2 separate regions of the Homo sapiens genome follow, and region 2 is linked to region 1. The links are chromatin loops, found by intact Hi-C in ENCODE. Cell type or tissue: breast epithelium. All regions are shown on one strand.

Region 1 (8,000 bases):
AATTAACTATATTTGTATTTTTGGATTGGCAGGCAAATGAATAAAAGAACATCTTTTATTTACCCGTATCTGCGACATTCCTCATAGTATGTTTGAAAGCCCAAATGATGGAATCCAAAACAAGTTTAAACTGTGTAGGTGGAATAGCAAGGAATGCTGGGAAACAATGAGAATTGACAGCCTGAAGTAGTAAGAAAAAGTTCGTTCTATGTTCAGGATATTCTTCAAAGTCCTAAAAATAAGTGGTGGAAACAAAATAATGTTTCAGTGTCTTTGTTGTGCTAGACAGGAGGGGAAAAGCAAGGCTTAATCCAGTATAAATATTTGGAGTTTTCAATAAACCACAGAAGATAGAATGCCTCCTGAAAGGTAAACCCAAGTAAAATACAATCCACCTCTCACGGAAAATGAAACTGTCCCGTTACGCACATGAGTTATCAAATTGAAGGAGAAAGACAACCTTTTTAATAGAGAACTCATCTAAACCATTATTACCATAAGACTACTACTATCACTTTTGTTTTTAATTTGAAATCACCACTACAGATTACAAAAAAATTTAAGTTACCGTGTAAATGTGTCCACTTAACGTATCTTTTATCTCTTTTTTCTTTTTAAACAGTCTCACTCTGTCACCCAGGCTGTAGTGCAGTGGCGCAATCTCAGCTGACTGCAACCTCCGCCTCCTGGGTTCAAGAGATTCTCCTGCCTCAGCCTCCCGAGTAGCTGGGACTACAGGCATGCGGCACCATGCCCAGCTAATTTTTTTTCTTTAGACAGAGTCTTGCTCTGTCACCCAGGCTGGAGTGCGTGGCGCGATCTTGGCTCACTGCAAGCTCCGCCTCCCGGGTTCATGCCATTCTCCTGCCTCAGCCTCTCCGAGTAGCTGGGACTACAGGCGCCCACCACCACACCCGGATAATTTTTTGTATTTTTAGTAGAGACAGGGTTTCACCATGGTCTCCATCTCCTGACCTCGTGATCTGCCCACCTCGGCCTCCCAAAGTGCTGGGATTACAAGCGTGAGCCACGGCACCCAGCCTAATCTTTGAGTAGAGATGGGGTTTCACCATGTTGGTCAGGCTGGTCTTGAAATCCTGACCTCAGGTGATCCACCGGCCTCGGCCTCTCAAAGTGTTGGGATTACAGGTGTTGAGCCACCACGCCTGGCCATTTTTGTATTTTTAATAGAGATGGGGTTTTGCCACGTTAGGCAGGCTGGTCTTGAACTCCCGACCTCAGGTCATCCGCCCGCCTTGGCCTTCTGAAGTGCTGGGATTACAGGTGTAAGCCACCATGGCCAGCCTATTTTCTCTTGTTAACACATTTTTCAGTTTCTTATAAGCATATACTACACTTTTATAATTGAAACATGCAGACTTACTTTCTCATTTATTCAAACCAATTAATACAACTACGTTCATAAAAGGATGCCCCGACCTATGAGGTTTCAATAAATGCTACATACCATGTGAATGCTAAAATCTGTTTTCCATATTTACTTTTTACCAATCAAGATTCTGTGTAGTAAATTCTTCTTCTTGGAGTGCAGTGGCGCAATCTCAGCTCACTGCCATCTTGAACTCCCAGGCTCAAGTGACCCCCCCCCCCACTTCAGCCTTTCGAGTAGTTGGGACTACCGGCACATGCCACCATGACTGGTTACTTTTTGAACTTTTTGTAGAGATGAAGTCTCACTATATTGCCCAGGTTGGTTTCAAACTCCTGGGAAGTAAGTTCTTGAAAACCAAGAAAGTATTTCCCTAATATACAAGTTTAAATATTTAAACTCCATGGCATTAAAATTATGTTATATCCACAGACATACTTTAGCTTTCAAGAATTAAGGCTATCCTGCAGAATTTCCCCCTTACATAACTGAAATATTACACACCTTATTTATCATATTCAATGTGCATTCAAAAACAGCATCAAATATTTGAGGTATTTCAGCTGTTATATGTCCCCCTAACTTGTTGACAATTATGGCCATAGTACTAAGCACTTCTGGTTCTCTAGCAGCTGGGACATTTCTCTGATAATCAATGAGAACTGCATCCAACAGAGGGGGAACAAAATTTTCAGCGACCTGTTGGGGAGGGAAAAAAAAGTTATGTTTTAATTTAGGTACATGGTGACTATTTTAAACAACAAGGTTATTCCTGTCTATGAGATGTAGCATGATCATCTACTGAAAACAGGAAAATCTTGTGTTTGTATTAGGGTTTCCTACGTCAAAACAGTTTTTAGCAAAAGAAAGCAGGAAATCACAATGGGTTGGGAAGTCTCATGGACACACTGTCATTCAAGACTTTTTTTTTTTGAGACAGTCTCACTGTCACTCAGACCAGAGTGCAGTGGCAAATCTCTGCTCACTGCAACCTCCACCTCCCAGGTTCAAGCAATTCTTGTGCCTCAGTCTCCTGAGTAGCTGGGACTATAGGTATAGCACCATGCCCAGCTACAAAACTCTCACAATAAGAAAAGTGAGGCTCAAAATTCAGTGGGTGTCTCCAACTTAGGTGGCAGAATCAGGATTCTACGTATACTGTATATGTAAGATGGCAGCAAGCGAGCCCTCAATACTGTCTTTTTATTTTTGAGACGGAGTCTTGCTCTGTCGCCCAGGCTGGAGTGCAGTGGTGCCATCTTGGCTCACTGCAAGCTCCGCCTCCAGGTTCACGCCATTCTCCTGCCTCAGCCTATCGAGTAGCTGGGAGTACAGGCACCTGCCACCACGCCCAGCTAATTTTTTATATTTTTAGTAGAGACGGGGTGTTTCACCGTGTTAGCCAGGATGGTCTTGATTTCCTGACCTCGTGATCCACCCAACTCAGACTAATGTTTTAATCTAATGAATGCTAACTGGTGAGTATTTTCACAAGCAGAAATAACATCAATCAATTACTCTCAGAAAATAAGAAAGACTATGGATTTCTATTATTTTTTTGAAACTGAATCTTGCCATGTTGCCTAAACTGGACTTGAGCTGGGGTGATTCGCCTGCCTTACCCTCCCTGGTGGTTGGGATTACAGGTGCATGCTACAATGCCCAGTAAGATTTTCATGATTCTAAGTAAACTGAGTTATACTTAAAGAGTAACTTCTTGTTCTTTTTTTTTTTTTGAGACGAAGTTTCCCACTTGTGGCCCAGACTGGGGTGCAATGGCGCAATCTTGGCTCACTGTCACCTCCACCTCTGGGGTTCAAGTGATTCTCCTGCCTCAGCCTCCTGACTTCAAGTGATCCACCCGCCTCGGCCTCCCAAAGTGCTGGGATTACAGGCATGAGCCACCGTGAAAAGCCAAGACAAGGAAAATAAACACAATGTTTCATGTGAACAAATATCCCAAACTTTAACATTAATGTTACAAAAGATGATACCCTTTGTATTATTCCCACTGTGCTCCCGACACGTGCTCAAGCTTCTTGTAAATTACAAACATCACAATTCCTTCAATACATCTTACTTTCTGCTTTCAAATTTTAAATACAGTTCTGTTCACATAATACGCATGTTCAGAACCTTTCGATATTTAGGTTAGCCAACTTAAGTATTCCACAAGAATTATATTCAGAACAAGTTTACTGAAAAGTATTTCCTTAACAAGAAACAATACTGAAATTTCAAAACTATGAAAATAACTAGCACACTTGTAAAAAAAAAAACCAAAAAACAAAAAACCAACACTATTCCAAGTAATAGTAGTATTAGAATTTTTTGGACTCTCCCAAGGCTCAATTGAATAACAAGAATGAAACGATACAGTTAAAACCTAAAACTAATTCACAATTTTACAAGTTGAGGCATACGCAGCTGGTTTTTATTACTGAAAATGATTTCCTTTTCTGCAAATCATTTAGGAAAAAGGGTGTAAAAAAGACTTTCAGGCCTTTAATCTGGGAAGCAATCACTTTGCTAAAGAGGTAAAGTAATGACAACTTTGTAGCTCTAGCAATTGTTCTAAAAATCAAGAGGAATGCAAAAACTGCACCGGTACTCCATTAATTAAATCCTCCTAACCTATCTATGGAAACATAAAATGACCCAATTTTCTTAGCTATCTTGTTACATATCACCACCCTTCGCTACTGATTAACAGCAGTTTCTTTTGAAGATGGAATACAGCTATTAGTATATTAACGTAAGGACTACAATAAATAAAATGCCATAAAATAACCACAAAGTTGATATGCTTTAAATTAGCAAAATGCACATAATAGAGTATAGCATATTCCATAAAACACAGCATCAACACTAGAAATCAAAAGCAAAGCATCTCTCACTTACCATCTGTGGATCATTGGATCGGCTCACCCAACCAGATATTAACTTTAAAGTTTCCCTTTTTACAGTTCGCATACTTCTAATCAATGGTTGCTTTGTAACCATTTCACCTACAAAACAGAATCAAATGGAATCTAATTTTACCACTAAACTTATACAGTGGTACTCAGGTGTACATTAGATGCAATTCCATTTTACCATTAAAAAGTTTAAAGCCAAAAGTTCACAAAATTTATTGGGAAAATAAGCTTTAAGACTAATTTTAAAAGGGAAAGGTACACTTAACTGTTTTAAATATGTCTAGGGTCATTTGGGAAATGGGAGGTCTGATTTAAATCTGTAAAAAACATCAAATGTTTGACTTAAGGCAGTAGAAGAGAAGTGGTTTGTTTATACTGCATTGTGTAAGAAATCAGAATCACCTACCATTAGCTTGGATAGCTGCAGAAATATTTTCACTGAGGCACTTGTATACATTAAGCATATCTAAATAAATTCTTCCAAGCTGAATTACAAAGGGGTGTCCAACAGCTTTGCAGGCTCTCACATTTGTTTTCAAAATGCTACCAAGCTGCTTGACTGTTTCAGGATCTTTCAGTATATCCACATTCTTGGAGGAAAAAAAGCAAATTCCATTTATCATATAAGAATTATCCACGGCTGGGAACAGTGGCTCACGCCTGTAATCCCAGCACTCTGAGAGGCCGAGGCGGGCGGATGATGAGTTCAGGAGATCGGGACCATCCTGGATAACACGGTGAAACCCCGTCTCTACTAAAAATACAAAAAAAATAGCCAGGCGTGGTGGCAGCCGCCTGTAGTCCCACCTACTCGGGAGGTTGAGGCAGGAGAACGGCGTGAACGCTAGAGATGGAGTTTGCAGTGAGCCGAGATCGCACCACTGCACTCCAGCCTGGGCGAAAGAGCAAGACTCCGTCTCAAAAAAAAAAAAAGAATTATCCATCATAATGGCCAGGCGAGGTGGCTCACACCTATAATCCCAGCACTTTGGGAGGCTGAGTCGGGTGCATCACCTGAGGTCGGGAGTTCAAGACCAGCCTGACCAACATGGAGAAACCCTGTCTCTACTAAAAATACAAAATTAGCCAGGCACAATGGTGCTTGCTTGTAATCCCAGCCACTTGGGAGGCTGAGGCAGGAGAACTGCTTGAGCTCGGGAGGCAGAGGTTGCAGTGAGCCGAGATCACGCCATTGCACTCCAGCCCGGGCACCAAGAGTGAAACTCCATCTCAAAAAAAAAAAAAATCCACATAATTACCAAAGCAAAAGCCATTACGCTTCCCTTACCCTAAACCATATTTATAATCCCAAATGGTAAAAACGAACACAAACGCCTTTTTGTCTACATCTACTTAAGAATGAAGTAATATAGTTCTATTTTTTTTTTTTTGGGACGGAGTCTCGTTCTGTTGCCCAGGCTAGAGTGCAGCGGCGTGATCTCGGCTCACTGCAAGCTCTGCCTCCCAGGTTCACGCCATTCTCCTGCCTCAGCCTCCTGAGTAGCTGGGACTTACAGGCGCCCGCCGCCACACTCAGCTAATTTTTGTATTTTTAGTAGAGACAGGGTTTCACTGCGTTAGCCATGATGGTCTCGATCCCCTGACCTGGTGATCCGCCTGCCTCGGCCTCCCAAAGTGCTGGGATTACAGGCATGAGCCACCACACCCAGCCTATTCCTATTTTAATATCAAATGAGAATGGAAATTACAGTATTTTTTTTTTTTTTTGAGACAGAGTCTTCCTCTGTCACCAGGCTGGAGTGCAGTGGCATGCTCTTGACTCACTGCAAGCTCCGCCTCCTGGGTTCAAGCCATTCTCCTGGCTCAGCCTCCCGAGTAGCTGGGATTACAGGCGCCCACCACCATGCCTGGCTAATTTTTGTATTTTTAGTAGAGACGGGGTTTCACCACGTTGGCCAGGATGGTCTCAATCTCCTGACCTAGTGATCCACCCGTCTCGGTCTCCCAAAGTGCTGGGATTACAGGCGTGAGCCACCGAGCCCGGCCCAGATTTTTCATTTATTTTTTTTTTTTTGAGACAGAGTCTTGCTCTGTCGTCTCGGCTAGAGAACAGTAGCTCAATCTCGGCTCACTGCAACCTCTGCCTCTTGGGTTCAAGTGATTCTCCTGCCTAAGCCTCCTCAGTAGCTGGGATTACAGGCATGTGCAACCACGCCCAGCTAATTTTTGTATTTTTAGTAGAGACGGGGTTTTGCCATGTTGGCCAGGCTGATCTCGAACTTCTGGCCTCAGGTGATCCGCCCGCCTCGGCCTTCCAATGTGCCAGGATTACAGGCGTGAGCCACCACACCTCGCCCAGATAATAAATTATAGAAAGACACACATAAAAGCACTTATGGATCACACATACATGTTAAAAGGCTTGAATTCAATACATTTGTAAAGAACACGTCTTGTTAAATCCCATGAAAACTTTTAAGAAAAGGTAGAAATACTTACTTTGGTTGCCTGCTGGATTATACTATCCCACACTTGATTAGGGAGTAACATGTACTTTTCTATCAAGTGTTCTTGTACTGTTTGATCTGTTTGTGCACCAATCATGTACCCCACAGCTTCATAAAACGTATGAACCTATTTTAAAAAGCAGACATTTTAACGTTTATGTTATACACCCTAATAAGGAAAACCACACACAAGCAATTCACAAACGTCTTGAAACTGATTTTGGCCCAGGTGCAGTGGATCACTCCTGTAATCCCAATACTTTGAGAAGCCAAGGCAGGCCAATCACTTGTGGTCAGGAGTTGCAGACCAGCCTGACCAACGTGGTGAAACCCCATCTCTTCTACAAATACAAAGAAATTAGCCAAGCGTGGTGGCAGGTGCCTATAATTCCAGTTACTTGGGAGGTTTGAATTGCTTGAACCTGGGAGGCAGAGGTTGCAGTGAGCCGAGATTGCAATACTGCACTCGAGCCTGGGTGACAGAGGAAGACTCCACCTCAAAAAACAAACAAACAAACAACCCAAACTGGCCAGGCATGGTGGTGGCTCACGCCTGTAATCCCAGCACTTTGGGAGGCCGAGGCGGGCGGATCATGAGGTCAGGAGTTGGAGATGAGCCTGACCAACATGGAGAAACCCCGTCTCTACTAAAAATAAAAAAATTAGCTGGGCGTGGTGGCAAGCACCTGTTAATCATAGCCACTGAGGAAGAGAATCGTTTGACCCCAGGAGGCAAGGCTGCAGTGAGCCGAGATTGCGCCACTGCACTCCAGCATGGACGACAGAGTGAAACTCCATCTCAAAAAACAAACACACACACACACACACACACACACACACACACACACCCCAAAACAAAACAAAACAAAAAACACCTGATTTTGTTTGTTCGGAATAATTTTACATAGGACAACAGCCTAACAATCTTCTGGTCAAGAATCTGTCTCACTATGAAAATTTAACCAGGCTGGGCGTGGTGGCTCACACATATAAAATCATTTTGGGAGGCTGAGGCAAGCGTATCGCTTGAAGCTAGGAGTTCAAGACCAGCCTGGGCCACTTGGCAAAACCCCATCTCTACCAAGGGGGGGAAAAAGGTTAGCTGAGTGTGATGGCAGTGCATGCCTGTAGTCCCAGCTACCCACGAGGCCAAGGTGGGAGGATCACCTGAGCCTGGGAGTTCAAGGCTGCAGTGAGCCGTAATTGTGCCACTGCACTCAAGCC
Region 2 (8,000 bases), 180 kb before region 1:
AGATGTTCGCTTATCTCCAAAAGTTTTATTCTCACATTTTACAAAGACCTCATATTATTGTAAGTTTTTTTTTTTGAGACGGAGTGTCACTCTGTCACCCAGGCTGGAGTGCAGTGGCTCAATCTCAGCTCACTGCAACCTCCGCCTCCTGGGTTCAAGCAATTCTCCAGTCTCGGCCTCCTGAATAGCTGGGACTACAGGCGTGCACCATCACACTTAACTAATTTTTGTATTTTTAGTAGAGACGGGTTTCTCCATGTTGGCCAGGCTGGTCTTGAACTCTTGACCTCCGGTGATCCGCCTGCCTCGGCCCCCCAAAGTGCTGGGATTACAGCCATGAGCCACCACGGCCCAGCCAGAATATCGTAACATCTTAAAATTGCTATTATATACTTGATTTAGTGTCCTATTCATCATGTTGCTCACAAATTATAACTGAATAATCTAATAGCGATACCATTTTATAGTGTATTTTACTTTATTCAAATCATTTTGTATTATACAAAACCAGAAGAAAAGTAAATGCTTATGAAGCAGCGTATTCATTAGGAAAAGCTTTGGCTACTGGATGGACAGAAATTCTGTATTAAACTTTTTTTTTTTTTGAGACAGAGTCTCGCTCTGTCGCCCACGCTGGAGTGCAGTGGCACAATCTCAGCTCACTGCAAGCTCCGCCTCCTGGGTTCACGCCATTCTCCTGCCTCAGCCTCCCAAGTAGCTGGGACTACAGGCGCCTGCCACCACGCCTGGCTCATTTTTTGTATTTTTAGTAGAGATGGGGTTTCACCATGTTAGCCAGGATGGTGTTATCTCCTGACCTCGTGATCTGCCCGCCTCGGCCTCCCAAAGTGCTGGGATTACAGTGTGAGCCATTAATACTTTGGTAGTTTTTTTGTTTTGTTTTGTTTTGAGGAGTCTCGCTCTGTCGCCCAGGCTGGAGTGCAATGGCATGATCTCGGCTCACTAACACCTCCACCTCCTGGGCTTAAGCGATTCTCATGCCTCAGCCTTCCAAGTAGCTGGGATTACGGGTGCACACCACCAGGCCCAGCTAATTTTTGTATTTTTAGTAGAGACAGGGTTTCGTCATGTTGGCCAGGCTGGTCTCGACCTCCTGACCGCAAATGATCCGCCTGCCTTGGCCTCAAAGCCTTGGGATTACAGGCATGAGCTACCACGCCTGGCAATATTTTGGTAGATTTTTATTAAATGTCTAACTTGATGAGACAATTAAATGTAATGATTGATATTTGCAATATTAAAACACTCTCAGTCATGATTAATTGCTACTCTAATAAAGCATGCATAACTTTGTTCCAAAAGAGAACTGCAATGACTAGCAATTTATTTAGCATACTGGCCTGTATTTGATATGAGATAGGCCAATATTCTATGTGTTAATGACAAGTGTTATGGTTTGAATATAAGTGTTCCCCAAATCTGTATGTCGAATCCTAATTACCAAGGTGATGATATTTGGAGGTGGGACCTTTTGGAGGTTATTAGATATCAGGCAGAGTCCTCCATCAATGGGAGTGGTGTCTCTACAAAAGAGGCTCAAAGGAGCTTGCTTGAGCCTTCTACCAAATGAAGACACAGCAATAAAGCACTATCTATGAGAAAGCTGTCACTTGACACTGAATCTGCTGGCACCTTGATCTTGGAATTCCCAGGTTCCAGACCATGAGAAATAAATTTCTTTTGTTTATAAGCTACCCCATTTATGGTAGTTTTATATAGCACGCTGGATGGACAATGACAACACATTAATGTTGACTATTATGGCTGAACTGGATTTTATAATACATTGAGCTGCTTTCTATCTTTTACTACTTTTGAGAAGATCTTTTTAACATAATAACTGCTTATTCTTTATCAGTTCTAAATAGAATTTCTACCTTTTAAAAAAAATAGCATTTCAAGACAAAATGAAATCTCAAAAAACTCTTGATTTATAATTGAATACTGAAAACACACGTCATTTTTCCCCTTTACAACTCCAATAAAATAAATTTTAAAAATTTTACAGACGTAGGACGGGTGTGGTGGCTCACGCCTGTAATCCCAGCACTTTGGGAGGCCGAGGTGGGCCGATCATGAGGTCAGGAGCTCGAGACCAGCCTGGCCAATATGATGAAACCCTGTTTCTACTAAAAATACAACAATTAGCCAGGCGTGGTGGAGTGCGCCTGTAGTCGCAGCTACTTGGGAGGCTGAGGCAGAAAAATTGCTTGACCCCAAAGGCGGAGGTTGCACTGAGCCGAGATTACGCCACTGCACTCCAGCCTGGGCAACAGTGCGAGACTCAAGAAAAAAAAAAATTTACAGACATAAACTGACAAGGAGAAAAAAAGAAGAGATCATACCAACAAAGTATGCAAGATGACCACAAAATAAACTTGTGATGAACAGCAAGCCCCGAAAAAAGATAAATCCCAAAATGATTTAGCATAAGAGTAAGATCAACATCTAACACTCACACACAAAAAAACAAAAGGAAGAAAGAAAAGGAACAGTGCCTTAGAAATCAGCAACACCTTAACCAATAGCATAGAAACATTATAGGCTCAGAAATTAAAAGGTTAAGGAGAGAAGAAAAAGAGAAAAAAATGAAGCACTATATAATTGCTAACCTTTTCTAAGTTTGATAAAAGTTATAATCTCACAGATCTAAGAAGGTAAACTAAACCCAGATCTCAAACAGAAAGAAAGGCAGACTCATAATCAAAATGCTGAAAATCACTGTTAAAGAAAAATCTTTATATCCTTTTTTTTTTCCCCGTCGTTGGCTGTAAAGGACAAAAGATAAGGAAAACCACCAATTCAGGTCACAAACTTTGCAAGCCAAATAATAACAGAACAACAATTTTAAAGTTCTAAAACAGAAGTGTCTGTTCATATCCTTTGCCCACTTTTTGATGGGGTTGTTTTTTTCTTGTAAATTTGAGTTCTTTGTAGATTCTGGATATTAGCCCTTTGTCAGATGAGCAGATTGCAAAAATTTCCTCCCATTCTGTAGGTTGCCTGTTCACTCTGATGGTAGTTTCTTTTGCTGTGCAGAAGCTCTTTAAATAGATCCCATTTGTCTATTTTGGCTTTGTTGCCATTGCTTTTGGTGTTTTGGACATGAAGTCCTTGCCCATGCCTATGTCCTGAATGGTATTGCCTAGGTTTTCTTCTAGGGTTTTTATGGTTTTAGGTCTTAAGTCTTTAATCCATCTTGAATTATTTTTTGTATAAGGTGTAAGGAAGGGATCCAGTTTCAGCTTCCTACATATGGCTAGCCAGTTTTCCCAGCATCATTTATTAAATAGGGAATCCTTTCCCCATTGCTTATTTTTGTCAGGTTTGTCAAAGAACAGATGGTTGTAGATGTGTGGTATTATTTCTGAGGGTTCTGTTCTGTTCCACTGGTCTATATCTCTGTTTTGGTACCAGTACCATGCTGTTTTGGTTACTATAGCCTTGTAGTATAGTTTGAAGTCAGGTAGCATGATGCCTCCAGCTTTGTTCTTTTGGCTTAGGATTGTCTTGGCAATGCGGGCCCTTTTTTGGTTTCATATGAACTTTAAAGTAGTCCAATTCTGTGAAGAAAGTCATTGGTAGCTTGAGGGGATGGCACTGCATCTATAAATTACCTTGGTCAGTATGGCCAGACACTTCTCAAAAGAAGACATTTATGCAGCCAAAAGACACATGAAAAAATGCTCATCATCACTGGCCATCAGAGAAATGCAAATCAAAACCACAATGAGATACCATCTCACACCAGTTAGAATGGCGATCATTAAAAAGTCAGGAAACAACAGCTGCTGGAGAGGATGTGGAGAAATAGGAACACTATTACCCAGTTGGTGGGACTGTAAACTAGTTCAACCATTGTGGAAGACAGTGTGGCGATTCCTCAGGGATCTAGAACTAGAAATACCATTTGACCCAGCCATCCCATTACTAGGTATATACCCAAAGGATTATAAATCATGCTGCTATAAAGACACATGCACACATATGTTTATTGTGGCACTATTCACAAGAGCAAAGACTTGGAACCAACCCAAATGTCCATCAATGATAGACTGGATTAAGAAAATGTGGCACATATACACCATGGAATACTATGCAGCCATAAAAAAGGATGAGTCCATGTCCTTTGTAGGGACATGGATGAAGCTGGAAACCATCATTCTCAGCAAACTATCACAAGGACAAAAATCCAAACACCGCATGTTCTCACTCATAGGTGGGAATTGAACAATGAGAACACTTGGACACAAGAAGGGGAACATCACACACCGGGGCCTGTCATGGGGTGGGGGGAGGGGGGAGGGATAGCATTAGGAGATATACCTAATGTAAATGACAAGTTAATGGGTGCAGGACACCAACGTGGTACGTGTATACATTTGTAACAAACCTGCGCGTTGTGCACATGTACCCTAGAACTTTAATTTAAAAAAAAAGAGTTTATGAGACTTGGATGTTAATAAGGACTCAATCTCATGATTTCCTTTTTAATAAATAAGAGTTTATAAGACTTGGATGTTAATTAAAAAAAAAAATAAAGTTCTGAAAGAGGATAAAAAACCTCATGACCTAGAATTTGATGTCCAGTGAAAATATCCATCAACAATGAAGGCAAAATAAACATTTTTAGAGAAACTTTTTTCTAGACAAAAAAAGCTTGAGAAAATTTGTCACCAGAAGACCGAGAGTACAAAGCTTTAAAGGAAGTTTATTAGAAAGAAGGGTCTGAAAAGGCCGGGCGCAGTGGGTCACCCCTGTAATCCAAGGACTTTGGACGGCCAAGGGGGGAGGATAGCTTGAGACCAGGAGTTAAATAACCAGCCTGGGCAACATGGCAAAACCCTGTCTCTACAAAAAATACAAAAATCAGCTGGGCATGATGGCCGGCACCTGTAGTCCCAGCTACTCCGGAGACTCAGGTGGCAGGATCACCTGAGAACGGGAGGTTAAGGCTGTGGTGAACTGTGATTATGCCACTTCACTCTAGCCTGGGTGACAGAGTGAGACCCTGTCTCAAAAAAATAAATAAATAAAAACAAAGTAACAGAAAGAAAGGGGGAAAAGAAACAAAATAGAAACTCAGATCTGTGCACAGGAATGAAAAGTGTCAGAAGTGCTAAATATGTGCTAAAAGAGAAAATGAAGAGATGGGACAAACAGAAAATATTTACATTGAATGCAAATAATCTAAACACTAAAATGTAGACACCAACAGAATGAACAAAAAAAGCAAAATTCAACAATTAAGAAAAATGTTAATCTCAAAAAGATTTCAACTTTAAAAATAGGCATATTTTTTCAGAGAAAAAAGAGCTCTTAGATATTAAAAGCATGACAGTAGAAATGAAAAACTCAGTAGAAAGACTGCAAAATAATGTTGAGAACATCTCTCAGGAACTTGAGTTAAAACTTAAAAAGAAAAAAGAAACATAGAAAAGATAAATTAGGAAGAGTCTTACAGGCAAAACATCTAGATAATGGATATGTTCCATAAGGAGAGAAAATGATAAAATACAATACAAGAAATCTATGAACCATTTCAAGAAAATTTCTCCAGACTGAAAAATATAATGTGCCAAACTGAAAGGGTCCAGTGCTAAATACCTAAACATGTAAATACTGAAGCACCCATCACAATCATTGATAAAAGACCTATACTCAGGCCCAGAACACTAAGAAAAAAGTGAAGACTGATTAATGTCTGTAAGAAAAAATACTACATGTTGGCTGGGCATGGTGGCTCATGTCTGTAATACCAGCACTTTGGGAGGCCTAAGTGGGCAGAAAGCTTGAGCTCAAGAGTTTGAGATGAGCCTAGGCAACATGGTGAAACCCTGTCTCTACTAAAAATACAAAAAATTACCCAGGGATGGTGGCACCCACCTGTAGCCCCAGCTACTCAGGAGGCTGAGGTGGGAGAATCACTTGAACATGGACGTTGCAGTAAGCCAAGATCCTGCCACTGCACTCCAGCCTGGGTGACAGAGGGAGACTATCTCAAAAACAACAACAACAACAACAACAACAACAAAAGATACACTGCATGTAAAAAGTATCGGAATTCAGAATTCAACAGCAATGATGAAAGCAAGAAACAATGGAGAAGTACCTCTAAAATTGTGCAACAAAATTATTTCCAACTTAGAATTCTTTACCCAGCTAATTTATCATTTGGGTATGAAAACATGAGATACATGTTTAATGATGCAAGGAATAAAAAACATTCCTCTGTCAGTTTTCTCACAAGAAACCACTGAATAGAACACTCCCTGTACTCCAGAAACACACACACAAAGACAACCAATAACGAGAAAGGTATGGATCATGGAAACAGAATATCCAACACAGGAGAGAAGAGAATTACCAGAAGGATGATAAAAGATATCACACAATCACTGCTGTGCACCAAATTTGAGGACAATTAGTAAGATCAGTGTGACTTTGGAAAAATGCATTGAGGGTTATCATGACCAAGACCCCTGCTGCCACTGTACTATCTTCTCTATGTTACAAAAGAATGGACGACGAATCTGGCCCAGATTCTTATTTGTACTTGGATTGTCTTTACCAAGTGCTAGTGAGATTCCTGCTCTCACCTCCATGTCCTACTGCTTGAATCAGTAGAGGACATCCATTTCATCCTAAAGAAGAAATTCTGCTTTGATCTACTCCTGAGAGTTATGGTAGATCATGAAGAGCTTAGAAAAAGAAAATACAAATTCTATGAAGATACTACTGTTGGATATTCCAGTATTTTTATCAACATTTTAGCAATAGGATGTGTCTTAACTGCGCTGATACATACACTTGAGAACCTTCCCACTGATATCCCCAAATTAGGCTGTATACATCTGTAGGGAAGGTTTATAACTTGTCATCTTCTGCAATCCTTTATCTAATAGTAGCTACATGTCCCTTTTTCTTTATCCACTAGGTTTGTGGTTGCCAAACTGTTTCACAAAACTAAATAAAAACATACATGGAGGTAAGACTATAAAGAACACTAAAAAAACAAATTCAAAAATCAAGACAGTGTTAAGGAGAAGTGGAAATGATGTTATTGGGTAGGACACAATACTAGCTTCTACTAGTGTTCTAGTTCTTAATCTGGATGGTAGGTACGTGGATTTTCACTTTATTATTTTCATACACTCTACGCACAATATATTTCAACCTAACCAAAGCAGATACATTTGGATCCAGAAATTCCATAATGAGGTATTTATCCAACATACATGAAATAATGTAGAGACAAAGATATTCTCTGTCACATTGTTTGTAATAGCAAAATAATGAAAACAATCTAAATGTCCATTAATAGAGAACAAGAAAAATGAATCAAGTTATTACTATATAGTGAACTATGCAGATCTCAAAAAGAATGAGGTAACTTTCTACATGAACTAACATGAAATGTTTTCTAAGATAATGATATGCCCTACAAGCAAACAGAACAGTAAAAATAGAATTCTACCATTTGTGCTTTAAATATATATATACATATACATCTATATAGCACATATATATGTATATATATTCTTACATTATATCTTGGTATCTCTGGAAAGAGATAAGAAACATATATATTAAATATCAGATATATACCTATAAAAGATATCAGAAATATATATATACACATATACATATACATATATATATATTAGGCCTACATGAAAAATTTCTTAAGATACTTTTGGTAGGCAAGGAGAGATGCACAGGTGAGACACGAAGGTGTGTTATTTTTATATTCTCAGAAAAAATGGAAATGTAATACATGAAAAAAACTATTGGGTTAAAGTGGATGAGTAGTATATGGAAATTTAAAGTTATCAAAAATTCCCAAATTGCTTATGAAATAAATTTCAAGAAGTTTTTTATGGTCACATCAAAAGTCTAAAATAGAATTTTTTGAGAAACAAATGAAGAATTTTTTGCAAATAGCATCTGAAGCAACTCTCAGCATCTTCTTACCTAAG

What was found. Hi-C counts contacts between places; a loop is a spot of excess contacts. Peaks named below come from ENCODE experiments on the same cell type or tissue, not always from the same donor. Only the 100,000 strongest peaks of a DNase experiment are listed, where the experiment ranks them.
Region 2: a loop joins it to region 1, with 10 times the contacts of the local background. A loop is called at or near these places in 2 of 110 quality-filtered maps.

Annotation. Positions count from the first base shown.
Region 1 is chr2:61,483,874-61,491,873 of GRCh38, forward strand. It overlaps XPO1 (exportin 1), which reads right to left. Exons shown (of 25, transcript NM_003400.4): 17 at 6,769-6,903; 18 at 4,715-4,898; 19 at 4,292-4,398; 20 at 1,895-2,089; 21 at 64-232. USP34-DT (USP34 divergent transcript) reads left to right here. Exons shown (of 3, transcript NR_185882.1): 3 at 1-68. Among named protein-coding and RNA genes, the nearest start is that of USP34-DT, 17 kb to the left of the region's middle. In breast epithelium, no CTCF peak of the experiment used is centred here; no DNase peak of the experiment used is centred here.
Region 2 is chr2:61,303,010-61,311,009 of GRCh38, forward strand. The region is part of intron 27 of USP34 (ubiquitin specific peptidase 34); the gene reads right to left. Among named protein-coding and RNA genes, the nearest start is that of SNORA70B, 110 kb to the right of the region's middle. In breast epithelium, no CTCF peak of the experiment used is centred here; no DNase peak of the experiment used is centred here.